2 separate regions of the Homo sapiens genome follow, and region 2 is linked to region 1. A link is an interaction called in ENCODE POLR2A ChIA-PET data of the cell type or tissue named here. Cell type or tissue: Caco-2. All regions are shown on one strand.

Region 1 (4,000 bases):
GCATGAAACAGTGTTGGGGAGGGAAGACTTTTCTTCCCTTAGCTGGGCAAAGGGACAGCTGGAACAGGAGCACTCCACAGTCTGAATGATGAGATGTAGAGAAAATCCAAGAAGGGGGCCCCTGGCCAGCATTGTTCCAATAAACTCTGCACAGCACTGTTACTGATCCTATCTTTATTTAAATACTTGATATTTCACTCATCATAATTTTTACATTAATTGTGTTTTCTGAAGATACTGTAGTGAAATATTATTTATCTTGATGACTGAGTTTTTAAGGGGTACGCCCTTAAATTGTACACCTGAGAAAAGTGCCTTGCTCCCCTCGTCTGAGGTGCAGCCCCGCTCCTCATTTTCCCACCTCCCTCCCCTGTTCATAGCTTCCCTTCCCTCCATCTTCCTCTGCCAAATTCTCCCCTCTCCAAAGCCTACCGAACACTACTTCCTCCATGAGGCTATAAGCAACTGTCCAGCTAGAAGGTGTCCTCTCTCCTATGACACCAGGTTGTCTCTCCCTTCTGGCACAAATTGAATATTGCCTCAGACATCTGATTGACCTCCCCAATAGATGCCCTCAGGAAAAAGGATTCTATCTGATTTCCCTCTGTATTTTAGATAGAACTTGGCATGGTCTACAAGCAGAGCAGAATCCTAGCAATTGTTTAGTGAACAAATGAACAAACGAATGACTGAATGAGACCCCAGAAAAAAAGCTCATCTCTTCTAGAAACAAACATGCAAGGTCTTTTCCCCGACATGAACTCACCAAGCATCCCAGAGGATGGGGGGTTTGGCTGAATCTCTTCTGGGGAGATTTCTTGAAGAATGTCCCATAGCTCCCAAGGCATCTGGGGCTTGAGGATGTAAAAGGGCTGATTGGGGTGCAGCTTACGATAAGTCTTGTAGTTGTTAAAGAAATTATAATCCGGATTCTGGTACCACTGAAAAAGAAAGAAGTGGTCCTCTCAAGGGAGAAATGGGCCAGTGAGCTGCTCCCCCCAGGAGTCATCTTCATCAGTGGACATGGGGAGGGGAAAGGATCAACAAGTGTTGCTCCTGAGGCACAGCCCTTTTCTTGCAGCAGACTACAGGTTTCTCTTCCAGCCGCAGGTTTCACTGGATAGCAGGGTGGGGCCTAGCCTATAGCCTGTGCTTTGGGGGAGAGTTGAGCTTGGCGACCCAAGATCAGCTTCAGGCTTCAGGATCAGAGTCCGGGAACACTCTCAGAGCTGAAAAGAGCCCCACGTACCATCTGGCCCCATCTCTCATTTTTAAAGGGGAGAAAACTAGAGCATAGGACATCTATGGGTTCAGAGTCCTTGTCCTGACCTAGGCAAATTTGAGTTCTAAGTGAGATCAGTGCAAAACTGTTGAAAGTCAGATAGTGAGGGTGCCAGGGGTCGCCAGAGCCTGTCAGGCATTGGTAGATCCAACTTAAGAGTTAAGTGTCCCAAGATTAGTGCTCTCTGCCCTTCTCAGGCCATGCTCCTGAGGCCACAGCAGCCTGCATCAGGGAGAGGTCAACTGACATGCATTAACAGTGAGAGGACTATTCCAGAGAGGTTAGAATCCAGCAGGCCTGCCACTCATGTCTCCTTCCCCGGAAAGAGCTGCTGTTGCAGATCTGCGCCTTCTGCTTAGTAAATCAAGTCCTGGAATGGGGGACTTTCATTCTCCACATTTCAATTTCCCCATCTGTAAAATGGGAACAACCACACTTCCATCTATCTCCTTAAATTGTTATGAGAGTGAAATGGGAAGAATTCTGGATATTGGAAGTGTGAAATAAAAGTGTGCTAATATTATTTACAGGAGTAACGGCAACTACTCTCGAGTTCTGCTGATGCTCATCACGAATAATTGCATTAATGAACAATCTACCCCAGATGCTGGGAACTCCAGCCACTATCCCAGTAAATACTATAACTGGGAGACAATACCTGGCAGTGCTGGCACGGCAAAGAGAGTAGCTGGTATAGGACAGGAATACTTCTGAATCTGCTAGTCCAGATGAAATGGGGTACCCTAAAACTCAAATACCCAGCCTTTAGGAATAGCCAATGTCAGCCATGACTTTAAAAACCTAGGAAATCAGGAAAATCTGTAGACAGACAGGAAACTCAACCCCTATTTCCCACGGACACCCACTTACCTTTGGGATATCTGAGTGGTATACAGATGGGTCCCATACAATTAGGATTCCTTCATTGTACAAACTGTCTTTGAGGAAGCGCTTCTCTGTGGTAACCAACTGCAGGAAGAAAGAGATAAGCTGTCGCTTGAACATTCATATGCAAATGTTTGACATGAAGTAATAGCTGACATAGCACAAGGTACAGCCTGAGGCCCCAGAGCCCCATGAGGCTTCTAAGTTCTGGTGCAGCACTTAACTTCGGTGAAAGAAAGGTAAAGATACCAGCCTGCACTGTGTTGACCTGAAAGGACATTTATCACAAGCCACTAGCCATAGAATAGAAAGGGTTCCATCCAGTCAGGCTTTGAGATTACGGGGGCAAGGGTACAGTGAAAATAGCACGGCATCCCAGCCTCCTGGAGTCACAGCTTGTGTGGTGGTCACAAGAGTGGAGTCTGAAGTCAGGGACTCATATAATCAAAATTATCTCTGGAATCCTTTCAATCACCTAGAGAGTCCAGTACACTACATACACATCCTGATGGAGACTGACATAGGCTCTCTCACGAAGTCCAACACAGCCAACACAGTCCAACACAGCCAACACAGTCCAACACATCTGTTCCAACACGGAACAGATGGCTGTGCTTGTGGTTGAGCACCAGATGAAATATTCAGTTTGTGTGCAGAGGCCAGAGTGCATGCAAAAATGCACACCTCCCAACAGGAGACCCTCACCGGGCTGGTGAGAAGCTCATGTGTGCCTCTGCTGGCTGAGGGAACCAGCAATGGCTGGTTATGGCCTCTCCCCACCACACTGGCTCCTGGGCTGGCCTGCACATGGGTAGTTATACCTGCCTTAAACATGAGTGTGACAACCTTGCTTGAAGAATTCTGCAAAATGTATTAAGAGCATTTTTTTTAAAGCACATTTATACTCTTTGACTCAATACTTCCATGTTTAGGAATCTATCCTAAGAAAAAATTCAAATTCTGGGGGAAAATAATGCATGTAAATGTTAATTATTTATCAAAATAAAGAAAAGTATTTGCAAAAGATACTGGTCTTGGATACAAAAGGATCCAGGATCAACTCTTGGCTTTGCCACTAACTTTCCTATGATCTTGAGCAAATAAGAGTAATCTTACTAGGCCCTCATTTTCTTTTTCTTTTTTTTTTTTTTTTTTTGAGGCGGAGTCTCAAAAAAAGGCGACACAGCCTGTGTCGCCCAGGCTGGAGTGCAGTGGCGTGATCTCGGCTCACTGCAGGCTCCGCCTCCCGGGTTCACGCCATTCTCCTGCCTCAGCCTCCAAGCAGTTGGGACTACAGACGCCCGCCACCACGCCCGGCTAATTTTTTGGGGGTTTTTTTGTATTTTTAGTAGAGACGGGGTTTCACCTTGTTAGCCAGGATGGTCTCGATCTCCTGACCTCGTGATCCGCCCACCTCAGCCTCCCAAAGTGCTGGGATTACAGGCATGAGCCACCGCGCCCGGCCGGCCCTCATTTTCTGATCGGTGAAATGGGAATAACACATTTGCTCTGCTCTCTCAAATATGAGCTGTCTTGCGGATCAAATGGAGATCATGAGTGAATGAGAAAGAAAAGTAGCCCCAAAGGCTTAAGAATGAAGGGAGCCATGTCCCTCTTAAGAAAGCCAGAATTAATATATGAAATCAGCTGTCAACATTCACCTTAAAAAGCAGGCGGGAGATGATGTTGCCCAGGTAAAAATTGAGAGGAATAAATGGCAGAAATCAAATCAAGAACTGACTGAAACGAAAGCAAGAATCATGACAATAATCCCTCTCCACCTCAGTCTACATCGCCAAGGCTGAGACCTAATCAATGTCACTGCAGTATCTG
Region 2 (4,000 bases), 180 kb after region 1:
AGAAAAATCCTGGGAACTTCATACATGGTTTGTTCCAGTACCTTATCAGTTAACTGGGCTCCTATGAAATGCTGAGGATCTGCTTACACAGGTTAACTCCTTGAGGAAGGGGGTTGGGTATGGAGCACTTAATGTCTTGTAAATCAAAAGGTCAAATGGAGTTTATCCGGCTTTCCCAGCCAGGGAGAGTCTATTCATATGGGAAACATGGCTGGGAATTAAGGAGACAAAAAAAGGGAAAATTTAAAGTAGCGAGCTAGAGTAAAAAACAAGGTTAGGCATTGCACACCTCTGCTATCTTCCCGCCTCCACTGCTCCCAACCCAATAGTCTGCCCCTCTGCTGAGTGGCCTGGCCCAGAGCACAGCCCTCCAGTGTGAAATGCGGCAGACCATGTCCTCAGGATACTCTGCTGTCTGCCTTTGCCATCTCCATCACTCTACCAGCCTCCATTCTCCCCAGACTTGGGATGTGGTGGGGGGTGTTTGTGGTGGTTGGTAGGGCATCAGGGCTGCTCTGCTAACTCTTAAAAAGCCCCAGGAAGGTGGTTGTGCCTAAGTTGGCAGCGCTCTTTAGTAGGGAGAGTACTGTTGCCTACTGTTTTCAGCTGTTGGCTCTGGTGCGTGCAGTAACAGGAAAAGCCCCCCTCAGACCATTAAGTGGCAATGGTGAGAAATGGGAAAGGGGCTGACTGAGTCCAGAGCTGCAAGAGATAAGCTTACAGCAAACCAAGGCCAGATCTCAAGGCAATGATAATTCAAGTTAAGTCATTTGGGCCTGATCCTGAGGTTTAAGGGGAGTCTTTGAAAGGTTTTATGGAAGAGAATGACATAATCAGATATGGGTTTCAGAAAGATCAGTCTGGTGAAAGACAAGAAGAATTAGAAGACTACAAAATGATTCAGGAGAAATACGGTAAGGGCCTACATCGGGATATGATGGGGAACAGAACAGAATCACAGTTAAGATGCACATTGCCTTTGACAGGCCCCCTGGAGCTGAGCACCACCGGCCCTTCTGTGTACAGCACTGTGCTTTGCCCACCAGCTAGAACATCTCTTCCTCAAACGGGGCCCCAGAGCTGATGTGGGTTAGACTTGGCCAGAGAGACCTCTTCTTTCTATATCTGCAGCTGGGCCTACTCTCTATCGCCTAACCCACTGTCACAGGGTGGGTTTTCCAGCAGACATTAAAAAGGAGTTTGGGGATACAATATGCTTATTAAGGATCAGCACCTCTGAAAGGAAAGGGAAGAAGCAGGATCAGGCCCAGGAACAAGTTGAACTGTGATGCGGGCCTGACAAAATGCTCAGGAGCCCCTAGTAGAGGTGGGGAGTGAGGATTGCTTGTCAGCATCTAAGATTAGGTCCCCACTTCATTCGGCAACCAGATGCAGGCTGCCCCAGGAGGGGGCATGACTGTGTGTGGGGCCACTTTACAGCTGAGGCAGAGCACAAATCAACTGAGTCCTGGAGACCCTGCAGCTGAGCCCTGGAGTCCCTGCAGCTGGGTGGCAAGCCCTCCCTTCTAGGGGAATACAGACAAGGCATCTTACTTCTGTCCTGCTCTCGCCTCTGGGCCTCTGGTCAGGCCTGCTCCCCGAGCCTGCCTCACCCACCTCTGCAGCACCTACGGCTCAGGGAGCTTTGCCAGAAGGGCTTTGGAGAAGGAAGCAGGAAGAACCTTAGTCTTTGGAAATGCTATTTATCTGTAATTGTAATCCCAGGCATCCATAATTAGGAGGGTAAGTTTACTTCTGAAGAAATTGTGTCATGCCTTCCCTGCTAAAACATACTTGGGGATTTCCTGCTCTTATAGATTGTATCTGACTCCCTTTCTGCATCAAATAACGTAAAATCAAGAATGCTAATCCTCAAGACTTGGGCCTACTTAATTGCAACAGGAACACGCCCTTAAGACACAGATCACTCAGGCTTTTGTTTGTGGCTTAAGAATGCCTTTAAGCAGTTTTCCGCCCTGGGTGGGCCAGGTGTTCCTTGCCCTCATTCCCGTAAACCTGCAACCTTCCAGCTTGGGTGTTATGGCCATTATGGACATGTTGCGTTTTATTTATGACCAGTTTTGGGGCCAGTTTATGGCCAGATTTTGGGGGGCTTGCTCCCAACACCTGACCTAGAACCAGATTCTTGAAGAAGTGTCTAGGTTGGGCGCGGTAACTCACGCCTGTAATCCCAGCACTTTGGGAGGCTGAGATGGGCGGATCACCTGAGGTCAGGAGTTCGAGACCAGCCTGGCTAACATGGTGAAACACCATCACTACTAAAAATACAAAAATTACCCGGGCACGGCAGCGGGTGCCTGTAATTCCAGCTACTTCGGAGGCTGAGGCAGGAGAATCGCTTGAACCTGGGAGGCGGAGGTTGCGGTGAGCTGAGATCGTGCCATTGCACTCCAGCCTGGGCAATGAGTGAAACTCCATCTCAAAAAAAAAAATCTGATTCTGCCATGAACTTTATCTGAGATGAGCACAGCTCTTAGTTAGCCACCCCAGTCATTAAATTCCTCTGAAAAGGAGAAAGCAGTTTTTATTTTTAGAAAGGTGGCTAGGCAGGCAGTTAGAGGCTGAGACAGACGAGGATGAAGGGACAGAGGATCTTCCCAAACGGTAGTTTCTGACCTCAGTGTGTAATAGAAAGGCATAAATTGTGGTCCGGTGACAGGGTTCACGCCTGTAATCCCAGCACTTTGCGATACCAAGGCGGGTGGATCACTTGAGGCCAGGAGTTAAAGACCAGCCTGGCCAACAGGGCGAAACTCCATCTCTACTGAAAATACAAAACTTAGCTGGGCTTGGTGGCACACTCCTGTGGTCCCAGCTACTTGGGAGGCTGAGGCAGAAGAATCGCTTGAACCCGAGAGGAGGAGGTTGCAGTGAGCCAAGATTGAGCCATTGCACTCCAGCCTGGGGGACAAGAGCAAGACTCTGCCTCAAAAAAAAAAAAAAAATGAAGAAGACATTATAGGATACAGACACACACAGAGGGAAGACCATGTGAAGATACCATGTGAAGATACAGGGAGAAGACAGTCATCAACATGCCAAGGAAAGAGACCTCAGAAGAAACCAACCAACCCTGCTGACAACTCAGTCTCAAATTTCTTTCATCCAGAATTGTGAGAAATAAATTTCTCTTCTTGAAGGGGTGGGTTGCCCCTCCACACCTGTGGGTGTTTCTCGTAAGGTGGAACGAGAGACTTGGAAAAGAAAAAGACACAGAGACAAAGTATAGAGAAAGAAATAAGGGGGCCCAGGGAACCAGCGTTCAGCATATGGAGGATCCCGCCAGCCTCTGAGTTCCCTTAGTATTTATTGATCATTCGTGGGTGTTTCTCCGAGAGGGGGATGTGTCAGGGTCACAAGACAATAGTGGGGAGAGGGTTAGCAGACAAACACGTGAACAAAGGTCTTTGCATCATAGACAAGGTAAAGGATTAAGTGCTGTGCTTTAGATATGCATACACATAAACATCTCAATGCTTTACAAAGCAGTATTGCTGCCCGCATGTCCCACCTCCAGCCCTAAGGCGGTTTTTCCCTATCTCAGTAGATAGAACGTACAATCGGGTTTTATACCAAGACATTCCATTGCCCAGGGACAGGCAGGAGACAGATGCCTTCCTCTTGTCTCAACTGCAAGAGGCATGCCTTCTTCTTATACTAATCCTCCTCAGCACAGACCCTTTACGGGTGTCAGGCTGGGGGATGGTCAGGTCTTTCCCTTCCCACGAGGCCATATTTCAGACTATCACATGGGGAGAAACCTTGGACAATACCTGGCTTTCCTAGGCAGAGGTCCCTGCGGCCTTCGGCAGTTTTTGTGTCCCTGGGTACTTGAGATTAGGGAGTGGTGATGACTCTTAAGGAGCATGCTGCCTTCAAGCATCTGTTTAACAAAGCACATCTTGCACCGCCCTTAATCCATTTAACTCTGAGTTGACACAGCACATGTTTCAGAGAGCACGGGGTTGGGGGTAAGGTT

What was found. Peaks named below come from ENCODE experiments on the same cell type or tissue, not always from the same donor. Only the 100,000 strongest peaks of a DNase experiment are listed, where the experiment ranks them.
Region 2: POLR2A ChIA-PET joins it to region 1 with 5 read pairs; 5 of 35 experiments call an interaction of 5 or more read pairs at or near these places.

What each region holds. Positions count from the first base shown.
Region 1 is chr3:187,071,100-187,075,099 of GRCh38, reverse strand. It overlaps ST6GAL1 (ST6 beta-galactoside alpha-2,6-sialyltransferase 1), which reads right to left. Exons shown (of 8, transcript NM_173216.2): 6 at 2,153-2,251; 7 at 767-941. Among named protein-coding and RNA genes, the nearest start is that of RPL39L, 66 kb to the left of the region's middle. RefSeq lists an enhancer at 2,033-2,992. In Caco-2, no CTCF peak of the experiment used is centred here; a DNase peak (open chromatin) is centred at 2,355.
Region 2 is chr3:186,893,343-186,897,342 of GRCh38, reverse strand. No RefSeq gene overlaps it. Among named protein-coding and RNA genes, the nearest start is that of ADIPOQ-AS1, 34 kb to the right of the region's middle. RefSeq lists enhancers at 1-455, 2,018-2,538, 3,580-4,000. In Caco-2, no CTCF peak of the experiment used is centred here; no DNase peak of the experiment used is centred here.